Regions from separate parts of the Mus musculus genome. Here region 1 is linked to region 2. A link is a loop called in an ENCODE intact Hi-C map of the cell type or tissue named here. Cell type or tissue: left cerebral cortex. All regions are shown on one strand. Each heading gives the region's core, and the rest is flanking DNA. Links, peaks and the distances in the headings are about the cores only. Region 1 overlaps Pitpnc1 (phosphatidylinositol transfer protein, cytoplasmic 1). Region 2 overlaps Pitpnc1 (phosphatidylinositol transfer protein, cytoplasmic 1).

What was found. A loop is a pair of places that touch in the nucleus more often than their neighbours do. Peaks named below come from ENCODE experiments on the same cell type or tissue, not always from the same donor. Only the 100,000 strongest peaks of a DNase experiment are listed, where the experiment ranks them.
Region 1: it touches region 2 in a loop (2.0-fold over the local background); 2 of 42 quality-filtered maps call a loop at or near these places.

The regions. Positions count from the first base shown.
Region 1 is chr11:107,367,893-107,379,048 of GRCm38, reverse strand. The region is part of intron 1 of Pitpnc1 (phosphatidylinositol transfer protein, cytoplasmic 1); the gene reads left to right. Among named protein-coding and RNA genes, the nearest start is that of Gm11713, 37 kb to the left of the region's middle. In left cerebral cortex, for the core only: no CTCF peak of the experiment used is centred there; a DNase peak (open chromatin) is centred at 6,225; H3K27ac peaks cover 900 bases.
Region 2 is chr11:107,310,689-107,321,844 of GRCm38, reverse strand. Pitpnc1 (phosphatidylinositol transfer protein, cytoplasmic 1) reads left to right here. Exons shown (of 9, transcript NM_001359616.1): 3 at 170-258; 4 at 1,045-1,052. Among named protein-coding and RNA genes, the nearest start is that of Gm11716, 20 kb to the left of the region's middle. In left cerebral cortex, for the core only: no CTCF peak of the experiment used is centred there; a DNase peak (open chromatin) is centred at 6,177; H3K27ac peaks cover 483 bases.

The DNA.
Region 1 (11,156 bases), core at 4,995-7,494, 57 kb before region 2:
GCACTTTTATCCACCAAGCGATCTCTTTAGCCCTTTTGTTTTGTTTTGTTTTGTTTTGTTTTGTTTTTCGAGACAGGGTTTCTCTGTATAGTCCTGGCTGTCCTGGAACTCACTTTGTAGACTAGGCTGGCCTCGAACTCAGAAATCCGCCTGCCTCTGCCTCACAAGTGCTGGGATTAAAGGCGTGCGCCACCACCGCCCGGCCCAGCCCTATTTTTAAGATCAAGTAATCCTCCCTTCTTCCTCTACCACATTTTCTTATTCACTCACTGAACTTGGCTGGCTTCTTTATCGGCTTCCTTAACGGGATGCTCAAACTCCTGAGTCCCTGCTTCCACTGCCTTTGGTGATATGCCCAGAATCGGAATTGCTAGATTACGTGATAACCAACACCCCCGCCCCTGCCCGTCCCCGTCCCCCTCCCCCCGCCCCCCACAAACATGCCTTATCTTGGATTCCTATTTATTTACTATTTTTAAGAAAGCAAAGTACCCTGAGAAACTTGGACTCACAGAACCCGGTTGCTTGCTCTCCTTCCTTTCCTTACCCTTGTGGCATCAGCTTCTGGTGTTCCGTGTTTCGTGGGGAAGGGTGGCCTTGTTTCAATTTGACCCCTCTCGTCATCAATTCCTCCCTTCCTCTTCCTTCTCTTTCATTTTTCTTTACTTTTCCTTTTTGAACTCTTGGTCCAGACACGCTGCTCCTGTGGCCTGTATGGGAATGGGTACTTCCTGCGGGCTGCAGAGGGGAATCCCACCACCCCCACCCCACAGCCGACTGGTGAAGGGTAATGTCCTCTGGAGAGGCTGATGCGGCAGGTTTGAGGCCAGGGGAGTTCTGCAAGCCTCTTGGAGGTTTACTGCACAGCCTTCTGGGTTCTCCAGGGTTCCATCTCTGACCGGATCGACAGTTCATTTCCCCTGCTTGCCTAGCTTCTTTTCTGACTTTTTGGACTTCTCTCTCTTTCTTTCCTTCCTTCCTTCCTTCCTTCCTTCCTTCCTTCCTTCCTTCCTTCCTTCCTTCCTTCTTTCCTTCTTTCTTTCTTTCTTTCTTTCTTTCTTTCTTTCTTTCTTTGAGGGGAATATTTTGTTTTGTTTTTGTTGCTTTTGGCTTTTCGAGACATTGTTTCTCTGTGTAGCCCTGGCTGTTCTGGAACTTCCTCTGTAGACCAGGCTGGTCTCCAACTCAAGGATTCCCCTGCCTCTGCCTCCCAAGTGCTGGGATTAAAGGGGCCTGGCCTTGGTTACTGTTTTAGAATAGATTTTAAACCAACCAACCAAAACAACCTCAGCCAGCATTTAAAAGGCTTGGAAATAATCTCACTGAGTTGCCTTTTATTTTTTATTAGTTTTGAGTTTTGAATGAAAAAAATGGATTATTTTGCACTTTTGGGAATAGAATCCAGAGCCATCCCCATACTGAGTTAATGCTTAACCACTGAACTTTTGAACCATTGAACACTTTCTACACACATGCGCGCGCACGCACACACACACACACACACACACACACACACACACATTTGGCCTAGGCTGAGCTTGAACTTCGGATCCTTCTGCCTCCATCTCTCCGGTGCTAAGATTACAGGTGTACACTAACCCCCAATTGATTCAATGCTGGTCATTAAACCCAGAGCTTTGTCAACACTAGGCAAGAGCTACCAACTTACCTATGTCCCCAGTTAAAAAAAAATGAACCCACATGATATACTTTAGAACAGAACGTGAGACCTGGGCCACACTTATGTGTGTGTGTCATTATCCAACCATAATGACAAATTATTTTATCTGTCAGCATTTTTTTTAATGACCTTGGCTTCAAAATTAGAACACAGATAGCAAACCAGCTGGAAGAATGGAATTAATGATATTTTAAAAACATCCCTTCTGACTCTGGGAATGAGCAGGTGGAACTGAAGGGTGGAGGGTGGAGGGGGACCTGGAGACAGTAACTGGAAATGAGCGACATCGTGTTCCAGCAGGAATGAGCAGGTGGGCGAGAAAGTCTTCCCACAGGGCACACCTAGCAATGTCTGGAGCCCCAGAAGCAGCCGTGGGGGAAGTTCTGATCAGCAAATAAAAGGGCAGGGAAGAAAGATCTAGAAGTATTAAGAAAACAGGACCATCATGCCAGGGGGACTGTTACGGAGCCCGCCGGCCAGGGTCTGGTTCCAATGGAACACACCATGAAAACTATCACCTCCAAGCCATTCCACCTTAGGTCAAATCAGCTTTTCTCCCTGGCCTCTTCAGACGTTATTTGTTTGTTCCTCCTGTGATCCTTTCTGAGGAGTGTGAATGGCTCTAGGAAGGGCTTGTTTTTGTCACGTCCCACCATTAATACCATGGATCTGGGAGCTCTTTCTGGTTGCCAGAGAATTCTGTATTGCTCTGGGCACAAAATTTTCCTTCCCGGGTGATTAGTTAGGCTCAAGAGAAAGAGAAAGGAAGGCTGCCTCTCCTCAGCCAGCTCTGGCTTCTGGGCCTGGGAAGAGGGGGCCAGCCCCCATAGCGTGTGGCCATCAGAATGACGCATGACATGAGAGGCGTGTGAATGCAGCCGGCCGCCGCAGCTGGTTCCCAGGAACACACAGGACACGAAGGGCTGTGATGTAACTCAGATCTGCCAGATGTGGGAGCCGGCATGAGTCATGCCGGGAGAGTCGTTAAGATGTGCCTTCTGGGTCATCTGAGCACAGACTGTAGGCCACCTTCCCTGCCATTCGGGGTTATGGGCAGCAAGTCCACACCCCAGGAATCCCCCAAGTTCACTAACATCTCTCGGAAATCATAGCCTGGTTTTCTGCGGCGACGCAGCGCGGAACCTCTGTAATCCCATGGTCTTCAGCTTGTTATTCGTTAAAGGATTTTGTCCCTTTGGATGATGGAAGAAAATCAGACACTAAAAGGGGTGGGGATCTGACTTCATAGTGGAGCGCTTGTATATCCTCGGATTGTCCGCCCAACACTGTAACCCCGCCACCCCAAAAACAGGCGCTGAGTTATAAGGACATCTACACACATCCTAGAACGATCAGGATAGGGATGCGATGTGGGAGAAAGGAACACTGTTGGCACCGTGCCAGCAAGAGGCCTGGCACTCTGATCTTGTACTTTATTTTATTTTTTTATTTATGAGTACAGGACTCCTCATGGTGATTAATGAGTGCTTTTTCTGAGAAACTGTAAACCGACCTTTAAAAACTTTCTCACAAACGTGTGTTATCCAGTCAGGAAGGTGTGTGCTTGGCTGGGTGGATTTCCTACCACCTAACAGTAGAGAGTGGTGTTAGTGGAGCTGTTAGGGTCAAGGCCTTAACAAGCTAGGCTCTGGCCCACTATCCTCTGTAGGCCAATTAAGAAGTCAAAAGCAGAGAAAGACTCATTCAATCTGGCCACATTGGGAAGAGGAACAAGAACAGAGGCCGTTGAACCTGCAGTCTTCAGAGAGCCAGGAGAAGGTTTGTGTTTAGACAGGGGCAGGAGACAGGCATCTGTAAGCAGCTCATGACCAGGTGTGCTCTGCCCACCACTGGCCTAACATCTTCTCCCCTTCAGCTTCTCCTGCAGGGTGATCTGAAAGGTTGTCAGAACCATGTGTGATCTCTGCCTGAGAGACAAGTTCCCCGCTGGATGCCCAGCTTTCAGCCCTCCCCTCCTGAAAGCAGGAGACTCCTAGTGGGGGAATTCCAATTTCTTAGGGTTGCTGTGGTGCCTCTCTGTAGGGTATCCTCACTTCTGCCAGGATGGTTACAGTGTCCTCTAGGAAGACACAGTTTAATCAGGGAGAGGGAGGTGATGCTATCCTGATGACCTGTGTACCCTAGGTCTGATGAAAGGTGTCCTTAAAGGGAGCTGGAGAGATGGCTCAGTGGTTAAAAGCACTGACTGTTCTTCCGGAAGACCCAGGTTTGATTTGCAGCACCTATGTGACGAGTCTTTTAAGCCTAGTCTCAGGGTCCTCATTACGCCATTGTGGTCACTGGGCACACATGTGGTACAGACATGCATACTGATAATACACCCATATACATAGAAACATAAATAAATCTTTAAAGGGAGGGCCCCCTGGAGGCCAGCCTGGATGAGGAGAACACAGAATAAGATGGAACGAAAGAAGGCCGTTGGTTGAACTTCCAGAACTGTACAGGACAGAATGGTAGAGCTGGCTGGCTTGGAACACATACGTGAATTGCCTTGCATAGACAAGCAAAATATGTCCCAAAGTGACACAAAGGTTCTTCATTGCCTTCGCCTCCTCATGTGCCTGGGTCCCTATGTTTTTAAAAACAAGATCTCACCACAGAAGATGGCAAATGCTTGAAGAGTGCAGACTGGTTCTCATCTGTAGCCAGTCTGCCCGTGACTAAAAAGTAGGCCTCATCCTCCTGACGTGCCACCTAAACCACTGCAGACATCTCTGCAATCTCATTTTAACAAAATCAGAAAGCAGTGGTTATAACAGTGGAAGAGGGACCGTGATGGAGAAAGAAGGAATGAAGAAAGCCACAATTTTTAAATTAAATTAATTTTTTTAAATTCTAAATTAAAATTAATTTTAAAGTAAACCCAGGAGCATGGAGGGAGCTTTATGAAGAAACATTGATAATTAAGTAATTAAGACATAGCAAATAAAGCAAGGTGGGGGTCTGAGAGAGAAGTAGACACAGACAGTGGAAGTCATGTGGAAGGAGGCCGAGCCCGGGGTGAGTTGTGGAACCAGAAGGAATGCCTGCAGCTTCCAGAAGGGAAGAGTAGATTGTCTTCTAGAATCTTCCGAGGAAGCTTGGTCCTTCAGACACCTCCATTTCTGACTCCCAGCTTCTGGAACTATAAAGAATAAATTTTGATTTTGTTATCTGCCACCTCTATGGTAATTTACTATTTGGTTTAGAAGCTAATAGAGTCATCACACCCTGTTCAAGAACAAGGTATCAGCACCACCCAGGGAAACCCACCTCTCTCTATCATCCCGGGATCACCACTGTGCTAGTTAGATGTCTCAGTTTTCTTGTTGCTGTGTCAAAATACCTGAGGAGAAGCAACTTAAAGGAGGAAAGGTTATTTTGTTTTTTGTTTAGTGGGGATACAATGCATCCCCACTTGGGGCAGGAAGACTTAGGTCTGGTTACAGTGTAGCCACCACAATCAAGAAACAGAGAGCAGGTAAGACATGGTGCTAAACTACCAAAACTCAAGGTCCCTCCTCTTGACTCACTTCCTCTAGCAAGGCGCTACATCCTAAAGGCTTCATCCAGCGAGCATGAGCAAAACAGCGCCATCATCCAGAGAGCATGAGCTAACAAGGGGGGCTGGCTTTTCACATCCAAACCACACAGGCTTTATGTCCGTTATGCATCCTTAAATGGAAGCATACAGTAGGTACACTTACTTCTTTCACTTAGCGCTCTGTGGGTTGTGTGTATGTTTTGGCGTAGTTTCTGAGACAGGGTCTCACTATGTAGCCCAGACTGGCTCTAGATATCTTGATTTTTCTGGGATCACATTCATGTACCACCGTGTCCAGCTTGCATTGGGTTTCATCATTTTCCTAGCTGTATACAGTTGCCCCTTATTTTCCATGGTTTCTATTACCTGTAGTCAAGTGTGGTCTGAAAATGTGAAGTGGAAAATTCCAGGAGTAAACAATTCAAAAAAATTGTACTTATTCCTTTTTTTTTTTTTTTTTTTTTTAAATTTAGCCCTGGCTGGCCTTGAACTCATGGAGATCTGCCAGCCTCTGTAGACTGCTGAGGTTAAAAGCATGAGCCATCACACCCAGCTACCTGATTTTTTATTTGTGTTGTGTTAGCGCACTACCACGATTGGTCTACGTATATTATCAGTTATTGTTGCTATTCTTTTATTGAGCCTGATTTGTAAATCATAGTCATATAGAAGATTCATAGCAGTATACAGGACTTGGGGCTAAACACAGTTTCCAGCAGCTATCGGGGGCTTGGAATGTATCCCCCATAGCTGGTAGTGCTGCTGAGCCCCATGCCTCTGAAGAGCCCATTACAGGGCTCCCAGGGCTGAGCAGACAGCGAAGCCGACCAATTTTCTGAGAACCGGAGAGCTGGGCTGCCGCCTGTGAATTTTAAACATTCTTAACCCATCACTGGAAGATGACTGAACAGCTGCCGTACCCTCCGTCTCAAGTCTTAGAAATAAATTTGCATGTTTTAGGAGCTCCAGCCCCAGTCCTCCTCTGTAGCTCTCTAGCTTTGTGGATGCCAGTGATGCATCCACACATGCACGGATAGTGTTCCTGAATACCCTGCTCTGATGAGCCTTGGAAATAGAGCCAGGAACCTCATAGAGGATGAGATTAAAATCCAGGGCCCCAGCTGTTGAGAGATGAGCTGTCTCATTTGCCTGATGTGCCCCCACATCCTTATGGAGGTGGGGGAGGCTGAGTTTGAACTCAAAATACCAGAATAGAATAGGGGGCGGGCAGGTGTGGCAACCACACCCTGGATGCTGGTTTTTTTCCTAGAGAGATAACCTTTGGTGGGGTTTGCGGTGGTAGAAAACCCAGTCATTATGACAAAAGAGAAGTCACTATTTTTCTGATACAAAAGTAGTGTATCTTCCTTTCAGAATGGGAAAAATCCAGGCCCAGCAAGAAATATCTACAACCCCATACTGCCATTAGCCACTGTTGAATATATTTGCATATACAAACCTTCTTCATATTTAAAAAAGCATTTAGTTCTCTGCAGTCAATAAATATGCCAGGTGCTGGTCCCTGGGGATTTAGCATGAATAAAATTGTGCTTGTTCTGATGGAAGCTGATATCCCAAGCAAGTATGGTCCAGGAGTGGTGCAGCATGCCTGTAATCTGAGATCCGGGGAGGTGGAGGTTGCAAGATTGGAAGTTCAAGGTCAGCCTCTGTCATATAGTATAGCAAATGTAAGATCAGCCTGGGCTGCAAAAACTAAAACAAACAAATAACAAAACCAAAGCCGGTATAGACAGGATGTGGTAGTACATGCTTAGTATTAACTGATTTTTCTACCCCTTTCCACTGCAACAGATATTCCAGAATAACTCATGAGTTTATCAGTGAGTACAATAACTAGACAGAAACTGCTGGTGAGCAGCTTCTGAGATAGTGACTGCACGGTCAGCCTGGGTCCGAGCAACCCGGTTGATTTGCTGACTTGAATAAACAAAAAGGAAGCTGTGGCTTCTTTGAGCCCTGGAGATTGTATCAGTCAGTTGTTTGTTGCTGTAACAAAATACCCCGGGTGGCTAGTGTTGTAAAAGAAAAGAGGTTTATTTGGTGCTCAGGTTTGGATGATGTCTGCATCTGTCTATGTGGGGTGAGCTTAATCAAATCATGGCAATGGTAGCGGGGTGCAGGGTGCGTGGAAGCACACCTTAAAATGTTTTATTTTAAACACTTGGTGTGTAGACATGCACACACGTGTGTCGTAGTGCATCTTGTGGAGGTCAGAAAACCCCTTTGGGGAATAGTTCTCTCCTTCCGCTGTGTGCAGCAGGTCCCTTTAACCTTTTATCTTTCCAGTCCCTGGATCACATCTTGCATCCTGATACAGGAAATAGGAGAGCCTAGGGGTCAGCTGCTGGATTTTACTACAGTTCACTCTCAGTGGGGTTCATGAGACACCCCAAACAAGGTAAAGAGTTTCACTTTCCAAGGTCTCTACACTGAGAATAAATCCTTCAACACAAGGGCCTTTTAGAGACAAACCACATTTATTTGAACAATGGTAGAGAGCTTGGGGGGTCAAGCTCCAAGGATACAGCCAGAGGAGTCACATAACATAGCACCCCAAGGAGAGCCTAGCTAGCTCTGTTGCAGTAACATTAATAGATTCCTTGTTTGTTTCAGCTGGAGTGGAGTCAGCCTATAAAATGCACTGCAGCGCCAATGGCTATGAGGGTACAGTGCTTGTCTGTAAGCATGGAGACAGGAAGATCTGAGTTCCATCCCAGTGAAAAAGCCAGGCACATCATCTTGTCCCCAGCACCCCAGGGCTGACAAGGTAGAGATGAGTGTATCCTTAGGGCTTGTTAGCTGTCTGTTTCCGTGAGGGATCTTTTCTTAAAAATAAGGTGGGGCACAACTTGGCATCTACCTTTGTCTTCCTCATAGCACTTGCACGAGTGCGTGCACGCGTGTGGGCACACACACACACACACACACACACACACACACACACACACACACACACAGAGCAATGCAGAGGGAAGACAGAGCAAGACAGCAGGTGAGTACCCCATTTTTTCTGATCCCATAGACACTCCAGGCTGAATAGCTCTTCGCACACCACCTTTCTGCAGTGCCTGCTTTTAGAATAATGGAAGAAAAGGATGCTGGGAGGAAGGCAGGAAGGAAATCTCTGACTCACCCAGAGTGTACAGAGATGCTTCCTGCTTAAGGGACAGACAGACTGCAGTCCAAGTCACGGACTAGAGATGATTAGAAATGTCTAAATATGAGAAAGCTTATTCATATATAACCTCTTTTTAAAAAGATCTACTTTTTTGGTTTTTCGAGACAGGGTTCCACTGTGTATCCCTGGCTATCCTGGAACTTGCTCTATAGACCAGGCTGGCCTCAAACTCACAGGGATCTATCCGCCTCTGCCTCCTGAGTACTGGGATTAAAGGCGTGCACCACCCGTGTCCAGCTAGATTTATTTTATTATTATGTATATTTTATCTCACAGGGTAACCATGCCTGGCTTTGTACTCAAAGATCTTCCAGCCCCCGCCTCCGAAGTGCTGGAACTAAGGCATATGCCCGCCAAGCCCAGCTAAAAATTTATTTTTAAGTTTATGTATGTGTATGAGTGTGCCCACATGTGCGTGTAGGGGCCTTAGGAGGTCAGAGGACAGGGTCGGATAGCTGAAGCTACAGGTGGCTTTGGGCCACCAGACCCATAAGTACTGGGACCTGAACTTGGGTCCTCCTGGAAGATCGATAGTGCTCTTAAGAGCAGTGCCGTCTTTCCAGCCCGTGCTTTATTCCATTTTTTCCTCCTCCTTACACAAATCCTAAGACATAGATGAAATATGTGTGTGAGGGTTGCTGGGAATTAGATTCAAGAAGCAGATTTACTGGCATTGAATAGCTTTGGAAAGGCATCCTGTATGGTCCTTGTCACTAGAGGCAAGGGGACAAGTCCTGAGTGGGGGTGGGAGAGGTGGGGCGGAAGGTCCGACCTTAAAATAGTTCCCTGTGAGAAACAGGACCCCGAAGGAACCGTTCCGCAGCCCCTATCTCCCTCCTCATCTCCTCTTACATTTGTTTAACTCCAGGACTTTTGGGCCCTGCTTTCCATAAAATTTATTATATGGAAAATATTTTTGGTCCTTTAGCTCTCTTACCAAATTTGAAACATTTTAACTGGCTCCAAGAGGCCTTTAAGTCCCATGTGTGGCTATCTTAGAGTTGAGTCATATAAACTTTATTGCCAGCCTTGGTGAAAACTGCATTGCGTTGGGGTCACTTGTGACGTGTGTCACCCCCAAGCCGGGTCCCACTCTCCCTGGGGTTGCCATGGAATGACTGAGTCAACAGCCTACTTCGAGAAGTGGAGGAGCCTTCACGGGTGCTCCGTGGCGCTGTGCTCCTGTGAGATTTGCCATCAAAGTTTTAATAGCAAAAAAAAAAAAAAAAAAAAAAGTTATGAGGATGGAAAAGCTTAATGAGATGATGTCAGGTCACAGGGTCATTTCTACTTAGACTAGAGATGAGAAGGTTAAGGGTCAACTGTGGGCGTAGTTCAGCGATGGGACACTCACCAAATATGTGTGAGACCCTGCTCCCACCCCCAGGGAGAAGAGGTGAAGAGAGCTAAGATAAAGAGGGAAAAAAAATATATATTAAGAAGGGGTTGGGGAGAGTAATGGAGGGAGGGAGGGAGGGAGGGAGGGAGGGAGGGAGGGAGGGAGGGGGCGGGCGATACAACCAAAGATGGGAAATACCAATGAAATATTCTTCATATATTTAGAATAAGGAGTTTCCTCACCTTCTTAATTCTGCTATTCCTATATGAAAATAAGGAGAGAGTTTTTTTTTCTCCTGAAGTGTGTTAAAACTAAGGATCTGGGCTGCAGGCGTAGTTGGTAGCAAGTTTGCTGAGGACACTTGAGGCCTTGAGCTCTATCCCCAACAGTTCACGAAGCAGGTGAGGTGGTGCGTGCCTGTGATCCCACCATGGGGATGTTGAGGCAGGGGGATCAGGAATTCAATGTCATCTTCAGCTACATAGCAAATTTGAGGCCAGCCCCTACCTCAAAAATAAAGTAAAAAGTAAAATAGAGGGGAAAAATCTAAGATAATGAAGAAACTTGGAAATTTTATCTTACATAGAATCAGATTTTTAAAGCCACCTCGTAAGAAAATGCAGGACCCCGTTTTTTATCATCCTAAGATCACTCCATATTTTGGAAGGTTCTGGAAACTTTAGCAGGCGAGAGACTTAGATCCTTGAGTATCTATCTCATCCCAGGATCCTCTCCTGTTTTGCTCTTTTCTGTCTACAATGGAGGTAAAGAGAGTTTCCTGCCATTGGCTCTTGCTGCAATGATGCTCTAGAGTTGAGCCTTCTTAAGCAAGTAATTCCATGAGGTCTTATTTGTCAATTTCTTTTTCCCTAGTGACAAACCATTGCCTGTTGTAACGTGAAGCTCCCCCACCCTCCAATCCAGTGTTCTCTTTTACAAATGCTGCAGTGTCAGGCCTTACATTTGAGTCCTTAATTCATTTTGAAGTTTTAAAAAAAAAACTTTTTTAGATTTTATTTTTGTATACAGGTGTTTTTGCCTGCAGTATGCAGTGCCCTTAGAGGCCAGCAAAGAACATTGGATTCTCTGGGGCTGGAGTTACAGGTGGTTATGAGGGCCTTGGAGGTGTTATGAATCCAAGGTTCACTGAACAGTAACAAGTGCTCTCAACCACTGAGCCATCTATCCAGCCTTCGAGTTATGTATTTTACATGTACATTTTAAATTTGAGGCAGGAGAACTAATAAGGATTTTTTTTTTTAAATTTCCAGCAAAATGCTACACGGTCTCTGTAAGAAAAACATGAAACAAAACAGAGCCTGGTCTGACCAGGTGACTGTGCCTCCCTCCTGCCGCTGGCAGCCATGTCTGTGTGTCCCCCATCGGCGAG
Region 2 (11,156 bases), core at 5,110-7,609:
GATGGAGAAGAGAGGTATGGAGGGAAGAGAGGCCACAGAACCTTAGCAATAATATGCCTTATATCCAGGAAGTTAAATAAGTTAAATAAGGCCCGAACAAACTCTAACTTTTTTTCTTTCCCACTCCTCTTCCTCCTTCTCCCTCTTCCTCTTCCTCTTCTTTTTTCAGCAAGCTGCCTAGTTGGGCCAGAGCTGTTGTTCCCAAAATATTTTATGTGACCGAGAAGGCGTGGAATTATTACCCATACACCATCACAGGTAAGTCCTCAGGACAGGTCAGCTACCAGCAGCAAGTACAGGCTGAGCACTATGGGATTTCACTGGGCGGGGACAGACTGTCTCCATGGGGCCTGTTCCGAGGTCTTCTCATTGGTCGGTCCCCTATATTGTGCCCACACACAACTTGTTCAGTTGGGTTGTTGCTATTTTGCAGAGATTCTCTCTCCTCTCAGAGAATGTGGAAAGCTTTAATGCCTCTTCTTTATAATGCTTTCCGTTCTGAATATTGTATCAGCACAGTACCCCCCCCCAACCCCACACCAGACTCTGAAGCTTGGGTTGTAGCCCCCCCCCAGACACTTTGGGGGGGGGCAGCATCTCAGGATCCCACTTCAGCATCTTTGCAAAGTTCTTTGTGAATTGTTTAAAAAAAAAAAAAGAAAAAAGAAAAGGAAAAAGAAAAAAAGGAAGACAAAGAGAAAAATCACTGAAAAGATTTCCTCTGTGGTTAATGAAATGCTCTACTGGAATTATTAGCCTCTCGTTCTGATTTTACAATGCCAACACTTGGGTTTTTTAATTAGCTACAAACCTATAGGCTAATTGAATCTTGTCTAACTGACCTGATTTGGCCAAATGAAGGAGTACCATGAAACACAGAGGCATTCGGGATTTACAAAAATCCAATTTTTTTAGCGCATTCTTAACACTTATAACTTGTCAGGAACTATCAGTCGTTTGGTTTGTGTTCCATAGACCTGGTCTAACTCATTGTTTTTTTCTCCTTTTCTTTTTGCTCTTTGCCATCTGAACGTCTGGAATCAGAATACACTGTAAGTTCATTTAATTTTCAAAAATATTCTGCCTATGATCTGTGGGTTAATTGAAATCTTCTTCATATTTGTCTTATAGATGTAGTCATTTTTTTAAAAAAGAGGAATAATCAGAATCAGAATTATTTAAATGTAGGCTATTATATAATTTTACATATATATAATTCAATAAGCTAAGTGTTCTCTTTTTTTTTTCAAGAATATTAATGTAACTCAAAGTGCCTTAATAGTCACTTTACATAATTAACTTGGGCTTGCAATTCTTTATATAGCCTGACTGCTTTACTGGTAAGAGTTCACTAATAAAAGAGTGTCTTGCAATGTGGCATTAAAGACAGTATTGTTTTGGTGGGGGGAGGGGCTTATACATGGGGGAGATGCATATGCAAATGGTCATACAGGTGTTAGAGTGGTCGGTCACTTTTGCTTGACAAACTAATTGAAGTCCTTAGTAAGGACTAAGTAAGGACTAAGTCTTACTTGGCTTCCTGTTGCTGGCATAAAACACTGACCAAAGGCGACTTGGGGGCAGAACGGGTTTATTTGGCTTAAGCGTCCTGATCACAGCCCGTTATGAAGGGAAACGAGGGAGGAATTTGGAAGAAGAAACTGATGCAGAGGCTATGGTGGAGCGCTGCTTACCAGCTTGCTGCTCTTGGCTCTCAGTGTGCTTGCTCTCTAATACACCACAGGACCGTCTGTCCCAGAGTGGCTCCGCCCACAGTGGGCTGAGCTTTCCCACATCAATCACTAATCAAGGCAAGGGCAGATTCCCTGGAACTGGAGTTACAGGCTGTTCTGAGCCACCTGGTATGGATGCTAGGACCAATTATAGGTCCTGCAAGAGCAGCTCAGCCGCTGAGCCATCTCTCCAGCCTCTTTCTCTGTATATTGAATGATCACGACGGGGTGGACTTTGGAAGCCTAGGGAGAAGAGATAGCTCAGTTAGTAAATGCTTGTCTCAAAACCACGAGGAGCTGAGTTCACATCCTAGCCCAGATACCAGCTCCACATGGAACCTTGGCTTGGCGGTGTACGTCTATAATCCAGTACTGTGGGAGGTGGGGACACGGGCGGACCCTTGACACTTATTGGCTGTCAGCCAGACTGAATGATGAGCTTCTGGCTCAGGAAGAGACCTTGTCTCAAAAAATAAGGTGGCGAGCAAGCAAGGAAGACAGCTAACATCAACCGTGTGCTTACTCATGAACATTTGCATGCACATACGCACCCAAGCATACATATGATAACCACACAGTGCGCTCCCATAAAGATGGTGGACTTTGGAGTTGGTTGAATCCTTGACTTCAGTGCCTCCAAATGGCCTTCCTGGGGGCCTTCATTTCCTCGTTTAGAAGTAGGGGAGCTCTCACTGTCTCATGAAGGTGTAGTGGAAACGGTGCTGAACAATTGGAATCTCAGCCTAGTGCTGGGTGCAAGGTCAGTACTTAGCACGTGTCGGCTGGTCTTTGTAACATTGTAGCAGAAGGCTCTGTTCTCCCAGTGGACTCTACTTAGAAGCAGAGCTCAGTCCCTATCAAGACAGACCGGGCTCCAGCTGCAGTCATGGAAGGAAGGACTGACTAGGGAGTGAGTATTCAATGCTTTCCTTCTTCCCACTCGGAAAGATTATGCCTCTCATTTGAGATGAAATCAATGATGATATGGACAAAGAGATTTGTTACGTTTAAAACTGCATCAAAAAGCTAGACGTGGTGGCCTAAGCCTTTAATCCCAGCACTTGGGAGACACAGACAGGCGGATCTCTGTGATGCCAGCCATGGCTTCACAGTGAAACTGTGTCAAAAACAAAGACAAAAAAACAATGATTAAAAAAACTGCACAAAGATAGTCATTTGCCTGGAGCCTTAGAATTAAACCACCTTGACTTGACCCCATGTGACATGTGAATGTCATAGTTTTTGTTTTGTTTTGTTTTGTTTATTTTTGGTTTTGGTTTTTTTGGTTTTGGTTTTGGAGACAGGGCCTTACCACGTAGCCCTTGCTGGCCTGAAACTTGATTTGTAGACCAGGCTGGCCTTGAACAGAGAACCACCTACCAGTGCCTTCCTCCCAGGGTGCTGGGCTTAAAGGCGTGCATCATCATACCCACTCGTGATACATAATAGTGACAGAGAACACATGTCTGAATGATGTTACTGTGTCATTTCTAAAGAATATTCACTACTTTATCATTGCTGGGACCAGGAACTTGGGGACGGAAGGGTTTATTTGTGTTCACAGTGAGAAGGAACACAGGTCATCATGGAGGGGAAGGCATGGCCCCAGGAATAAGAACCTGCTTGGTCGAGTTGTATCCACTGTCAGAGTGCAGAAAGCAACGAATGCTGGCCTTCAGCTTTCTCTATCCTTTTTAGTCAGTTTAGAAGCCAGCCCATGGGTGCCACCCACATTCAGGACTATCTCACCCCTTTCAGTCCAATCTAAAAACCCCTTTACAGACCCGGAAATTAAATGCCAACGTTTGACATTGCTGTCCTGTGCGGCCTAGAAGTCTTCCAATAGGATCCTCATTTCCTCTTGAGGGCTTCTCGATGGCTGGAACTTCTGCCAAGCCTCTGCCCACCAGCTTTCTTGCAGCGCTAGTGAGACATTCCTGTTCAAGGAAATTGGGTGTGGGGGGCACAGTATTCAAAGAGGAAGCCCATTCTCGTTGTCCAGCACTGCACCATATGACGTTCTGTCTGACTCAGCATTTTCCTTGCCTCCCCCGTTATTCTGGCCCCATGTCTTTTGCAGATTTCTTTCTTCCTCAATTCGTTGGGTGACTGTCCCTCTGTCTGAGGTCAGCAGTCACTCACTGGGCAGCCAAGTGTGCAGAGCATCATGTTTAATGTTACCACAGGGCTCTTGGCACCATCATCTCTGCCCTTTGGGGTCATAATCTCGTGGCAAGTGCGTGGCCATCCTAGTCAAAGTTTCGTATTGTCAGCAAGTCCTAGGGTCTTCTAGAGGTCAGAGAGGACTCAGCTGGCCTCAGACGTGTCCCACAGGACTGCATAATCAGCAAGCTGAGCTGCCTGCCTGCCGGCTGAGGATCAGACTAGAGGAAAGAAGCGAAGATCATTTGGGGGACTCCGGGCCGACAAGCCACTGCCACAGGAAATGAAGGCCCTTGACCTCTGGTTTGAGCTTTGAGTTCAGAGACAGTCTGCGGGGTGCCCAGTGCAGGCCATGGGAGAGGGTAGAGTACAACAGGCTTAAGCTGGGGTTGATTCATGGAGCTAAGAGGTAAGGCTGTTAGCCTTAGTAGAGGAAAGTAAAGGCTGCAGTTACATGTGAATTTTCGGATAATATATATAATATATATATAAACAGATAATATATAAACATACACATACTTATATGTATATGTGTGTGTGTGTGTGTATACTTATGGTATCAATATGTCCTACATTTATGGGACATAGTCTAACCTGTATGTAACAGCCGATGATAGGGACTCAAGTCTGATAATTAGATTATAAGGACTGAGACATCTATAGTCAGGTGCAATGGGACAGGCCTTTAATCCCAAAAGTCAGGAGTCAGAGTCTGTGAGTATGAGACCATTTGTCCACATAGTAAGATTCTGTCTCAAAATAAATAAATAAATAACAAATAAATAACAGAGAAAAAAAACCCAACACACAAAACAACCTGAGATTCCCTCTGGATCAGGGAGAGAAAGAAATGCTAAGGGTATATACCAGGAACCTAGCCACATCTGATATGCCACGGTAACTCCAAGGCCAGGCAAGGGCTCTCAGAAAGCCTTGGAAGGCACCTCCTGGCTCAGTCACGCTTGGTATAGGTGGTAAGGTGGACAGCTGGGGAATGTTAAATGTGACAATTGGACACATGACTGTCAGTATTCCTTCTTAAGAGAGAAATGTGTCTGTTGTTGTTGTGTGGGGGTGATTTGCATGTGAGGGTGTGTGTGAATGCCGTAGCACACTCGTGGAGCCTGAGAGTAATTTCCAGGGCTTGGATCTCTCATTCCATTCTGGGTTCTGGGATCTAACTGGGGTCATAGGACTTGCCTGGCTTTCTATCCACTGAGCTATCTCCACAGACCAATATTTCTTTTCTTTCTTCCTTTCTTGTTTAAACTCCTGTCTCCATATGCATGCTGGAATTACAGATAGGCATCACCATGCCCAGTTAATTTAGTACTACGGCTTAAACCCAGGGCTTCACGAAATGCTTGCCAACAAATTTACCAGCTGAACTCTCCCAGGCTTTTTGTTGATGATGGTAGGCTTGTTGTTGCTATCCATTTGTTTGTCTGTCTGTTTGTTTTTGAGACAGGGTCTCGAATGTCTCTGGCTGGCCTCAACTCACTACGTAGCCAAGGATAGCCTGTCGGTACTTCAGTGTTGTATGTAAATGTTATGATTGGAATATATATGGCCTAAGTAAAACATAAGAACGTGTCTGGCAGATAGTGGTTAACCTGGGGGAGGGCAGAACTTACTTCGCAGACATCTGCCATGTTGTAGCTTGGACACTTAGATGAATTATCATAGACTAGGCAATTTAAAACAACAGATATTTATTTTTTGCCCTTCCTGGAAGCTGGAAGTCCAAGATTAAGATCACTTCCAGCTCTGTTCCTGGGGTGGGCTTTCTTCCTGGTTTACAAACAGCAAACTTCTCTCCACATGGTAAGTAACATGGGCGGTCAAGAAAGCACACTTTCTGTTCTCTCCTTATAAGGAACAAATTCCATCTTGGGGACTCCATCTTTCTGATCATATCTAAACCTACTTCCTCCTTAAAGTCTCAGCTCTAAATATTGGGAGTTAGGGCTTTGACACTGAAGCAGGGACAGGACAATTCAGTGTATAGCATGCTGATCTAGGCACCATAAGGTAGGTACTGCCACTGGATCCTTGTCATCAGGAAGATAGCAATTCAGAAAGCTGCAAAATGCCGGGTCAGAGTCTACGTTTAGTCTCCGTAGGGAAACCATGTTGTTCCTGATGAGTCTGCGTTTATTTTCCATTCCAAAATAGGCCTGCTTTTCTTTCCATCTCCCGGGCCACTGGGGATCTGAAATGTTCCCTCTGGCTCCAGGTGCACTCCTGCAGGCCTGCATAGCACATCCTGCAGCCGCCACCCACGGCTTGGGCTGGGCCGCGTTCTCACGCTCTCTGCCCACCCTGTACTCTGAACACGGTTCTGCACCGGGATGGCTGGCGGATGCTCTCAATTGCCTTCCTCTCTCCCGGCTGCACCGCTGTCTAATTGAGCTCCTTACCCCCCAATCCTTTCATCTTAACTGCCTCTCTTTTTGATGTCTTTCTCAAGTTCAAGATTTCCTGTCCTACATCCCAAAACAGAATTTCTCCCAAGACTGCCAGAGAGTTCTTTCTTTGAAAGGCAGCCCCTGGGGCCCTACAAACTCCAAACCCATGATCCTGCACGTTAGCAGTCATCCAGAGCTGTAGTAAGTTCACCAGTAGCTCTCTGTGACTGTCCAGTCTGTCACCTGAACCTTAACCTATCCCCTCGCTGGGGACAATACCCATACAGGAGGACTTTCTATGTAGGGTCATTTAGAGGTCAACCTGATCCCAGTTATCAAGAAATAAAAAGCTTTTCCGTCACTGGGAGTGTATTATATAGAGACGTCACTTGTCCAAGAAGTGGAAAAAATATCTTTAACTTGATTATGGGATGGGGGTGGGGTGGGGATCTTAATTACACACTACACCAAGAATAGTGTGACAACGTTCTTCCAGACAGTAGATCGTTTAGCCAGCCCTTCGGAACCACCAGCTCTTCTAAAGTTTATCAAGTCCCAAAGGAAGGTACTGAAGACATTAGCTGCCATCTGAACTGATGATGTGGGGTTTTTATTCTTGAACTAAAATAGAAAGAAAAAGAAAAACCTCCACACAAGCCAACAGTGTCAAGCCCCCTGTGTTACACTCTTATAAGAGAAGAATTCCTTCCTTCTTGTAGGAATTTGAAGTTTTGTAATGTTCACAAGAGTGTCCTACAGTGTTCAGTGGGTGCATACATATTGATGCTATAACCACACCCCTCCATCAAATTCATCTTCAATAAGAACCCATGGAAGAGACCATGGCAAATGATGCACCTTTATATTCATGTAGGTCAAACTGACCTTGAACTGGCTATGGAGCTGAAGGTAGTCTTGAGCTTCCTACCATCCTACCTGGGCTCGCAGGTATGCATCACCAGGTCCAGTTGATGCAGTGTTGGGGGTTAGACCCAGCACTGTGTGCACGGTAAGCAAACACTCCACCCACTGAGCCAAAGCGCTAGCCCTAGACACAACTGTCTGGTAGTTAAAATAGCAGCTGTTCCACAAAAAGACCGAGCTGTGAGCTTGGGATGGTCTACTGTTACTCATTTGAATGATTCAGATGAAAGAGGACGACCAAATTCTAATAACTAAGGAGAATCAAATGACTCTTTCGATCGATTCCCCGAGCTGTGTTGTGTCTCCGTGAGGCCTAGGGTTAGCCTAGACAAACCCTGCACAGGTGAGTAAGGGACAGCCACAGCTGAGAGTCTGTCACCAGTCACTCAAGGAGAGCACAGACTCTCCTCCCGGGAATGGCACCATGGAGACAGATCCCTTCCACACCTGCCTTGGAGTCCCAGCCAACGTGTCGTGTAAACTACTAAATTACATAATGACGGAACCAGGGACAACGCTGGGGAAGGATGTGTTTATTATATCAGACCTCGAGGACTTGTTTGGAGAACCATCTGGTCAGCCATGGAAGCGAAAAGAATGAAGGTCTCCAAGGTGTCCCTTCTCCAGGGTCACGCAGACATAGTTAGCTGATGAGGAAAAATACTTTCATCTCTGTTGGGCAGTTAACCCTGACTCCAGTGCTGTGCAGTTTTGGATGAATAAGTGAATGTCCCTTTTTTTGGAAATAGGACCATGTATGGGCTCACCATGGCAGGCCCTGTAGCACTCAAGAGACTGAGGCAGCCTGGGCTACTGTTGTAGTTTGAGTACAGAGTATTCCCTAGATGGTTCGATTTGGGGACAACCTTTAGAAGGTGGGCCTATATGGCAGAAGCGGGTCACCGGACGTAGACCTCTAAATGTTACACTCGGCCCCTGCTATACCGTCTCTCAGCATCCCAACCCCTGACTATGTGAACAGTCTCTGCCACAGGCTCCTACCACCATCATCTGAACTGTTCTGCCATGCCTTCTTCTCTGTGGCGGACTGAGCCTTCTAAAACCGGGAGCCAAGATAAGTCTCTCCTGTGAATTGTTTCTGTGGACATTTTATCACAGCAATGCAAAAGTAACTAAGAAAAGTAGCCTCATAAGGAGGCCTTGTCTCAAAAACAGGAAATAAAAAAAGACGAGGGAAGGAGAATGTAGAAGAGGAGAAGGAAGGATCCAGCAAAGGAAGAGGCACAAGAGGGGAGTGTAGTTGCAGATGTTAGAGGCCACACTTAGTAAGGAAGTCTCTAGCCAAGGGACATTGATAAACAAGACAGCGTTGTCGGGCACAGAACTGAAGACCTTCACAGACAATACAGTAGTGAACACACAAATCATGGCCTGAAACACATGTCATAAATAGAATCAGATTTCTTCTGCAAACGTCCTGAGGGGTTCAGAGACTTTGGGTGGAAACAGAACCGTTCATAGTGACAAGTTAAGATGGCAGAGAGAGGACCACATGGTGGTGGCTCACACCTATAGTCCCAGCACCCCAGAGGCTGAGGAAGAGCGCCATGAGTTCAAGGTTAGCTTGGTATACATAGTTAAGTGGCTATGAACACCATTACAGCTGTGGCTATAGAAGGGGAGCTTGTCTCAAGAAAACATGACTCTCAAAAGACAACCGAAATAAGAAGACACACAACCAGCTAGGTAAGAGAAGAGATGAGCAGGCTTCTTTATAGTAAAAGCTCTTGCAGCCTTTGATTCCAAGGGACCTGCAATCTGTAACACCCCCACATTTGTTTTATTTATCCATGGGACTTTGTAATTGCAAGGACTTAGGGGAGTTCTAGAAGTTTCTCTTGGAGCTATTTTTTACTGTGACATAGGCTACTGGATCAGTTCTAGCCAGTATATATTGCCTTCATTAAGCTAATATGTTGTCTGTAGATGATTATTGCTTAGATACCAAGGCTTTCATTATGGTTTTTTTTTTTTTTTAAGAGTACTCAACCATATTGAAATGTTTGGTATTGTTAGATTTGGGTGGTATGGATCCTGGATAGATTTCTTTCTAAGCAAATCAATGCCTTAAGTCACATAGTAAAGGTAGCATTGGGTTGAAATGCAAGCTCTATGCATTTAGATATGTTTCTCTGTTAGCTTCCCAATACTGTGACATAATACTTGAGACTTGTCTAAATTGGCTTATAGAAGAGGGAGGTAAAAATTTAATTTAGTTCTCATTTTCAGAGAGTTCAGCCTTGTCACTTTGGTCCTCTGGTAAGATAGTATGGTGGGCATGTGTAGATCAGAAGAAAATTCCTCGCTCCATGGCCAAGACACAAAAGAAGGGAGGAGACCAGGGTGGCACTCTCCCCTTTAAGGGTACACCTGCAATTGCCTCCAATCCTCCCATTGGGACACCGCCTTCCCTCCCCGCCCCCCCCCACCCCCCCTCGCCCCGTCACACGGCTAGTGGAGGAGCCTTGAATGCTAGGTCTTTTAGAGACATTCAACTTCCAAATAGCAACAGTGTCCATGTGCAAGATGTCTGTGAGGATCAGCCAGCTGTAAAGCAAAAGATTCCCCCAAGCCATGGTGCCGGGTAGGCCTGAGTCTCCCAGTCCAGCATCCAGCCACCAGTGCCTCGAAAGTTGGAGCCTTGAGCTGCTATTTCTGTGACTTGCGAGCTCAGAGAAAATTAATTCAGCCAGTGTGTGCGTGTGTGTGTGTGTGTGTGTGTGTGTGTGTGTGTGTGTGTGGTGAGGAAAAGATGATTAAAGCACTGTATCTGCCATAACAGTGTAGAGTCATCTGTGTTGCTTCTTCAGGAAGACAGGACATGGGACAGGCAGGGAGGGGTAAGGGGTACTGTTTTGTTTATAACGTTTTGTGGCGTTTATTTCTTTGGGAGTACATGCTATGGGACTATCTTGACACTAGAGGACAGCTTGCAGCAGTTGGTTCTCTCCTTCTACCATGTGGGTCCTGGGGATCGAACTTGGGTCTTTAGGTAGCACCTGTGCCCGCTGAACCTCTGTCTAGCCCCAGAAAGAAAAATGCCTTTAAAGGACTCCTCAATAGTTTTATTCAAAAATAAGTCTTTTCTTCTGTTTATTTTCTACTTGATGGCATGTAAATTTTGCTTTCTTTTGTCCATTTTTGTGCATTTGTGTGCATGCACATGTGAGCATGTGTGCATGAAAGCATGTGCGTGTATATGCATGTGAGAGTGTATGGGAAAGTGCATGTGTGAGGGTGTGTGCGTGTGTGCGTGTGTGTGTGTGTGTGTGTGTGTGTGTGTGAGTGTATATGAGGAGGAAGCAGGTTTCCTATCCTGTCAGAAACCATGTTATTCCCTTGGGACAGGGTGTCTGTGTCTCTGTCTCTGTCTCTTTCTACCTGACTCTGAGCTTGTAGCTTATACCCCAGTGACCGTCCTGTCTGTCCCTACAGCGCTGGCATTACAGGTGTGCAAGGAACCACATCTGGCGTTGTATGTGAATGCTGGGATCTGAACTCAGCTCTTCATCCTTGCACAGTGGGCACTTTTACCTGCTGAGCCATGATCAGCCCGTGTGTACCATCTTAACATCTCCTACCTACTTTGCCTGTATTTGAGGACTCAATGTCGCTCTTTCCTATCTGTTACTTACACACGGTCTAGGGCTCGTGGGGTTGGTCAGCCTGTGTCTTTAAATCCATGCCTTGCCTTGCCTGTGTGCAGCTATCAGTGTGCACACATACCCTCTGCCGTGACAAGCCTACCTCCGGATCGTGTGAGCCTGAATTTCATTTCCTTGCCCTAGAAGTGCCAAGAGCAACTCAGGCTCCATTCAGAAAGCAAGCTTTCATTCATGCATTTAGCTCCATCTCCCTCCTGCCCTTGCTCCTCCAGTGAGTTACTTATTCCCTGCTTGAGAGAGGA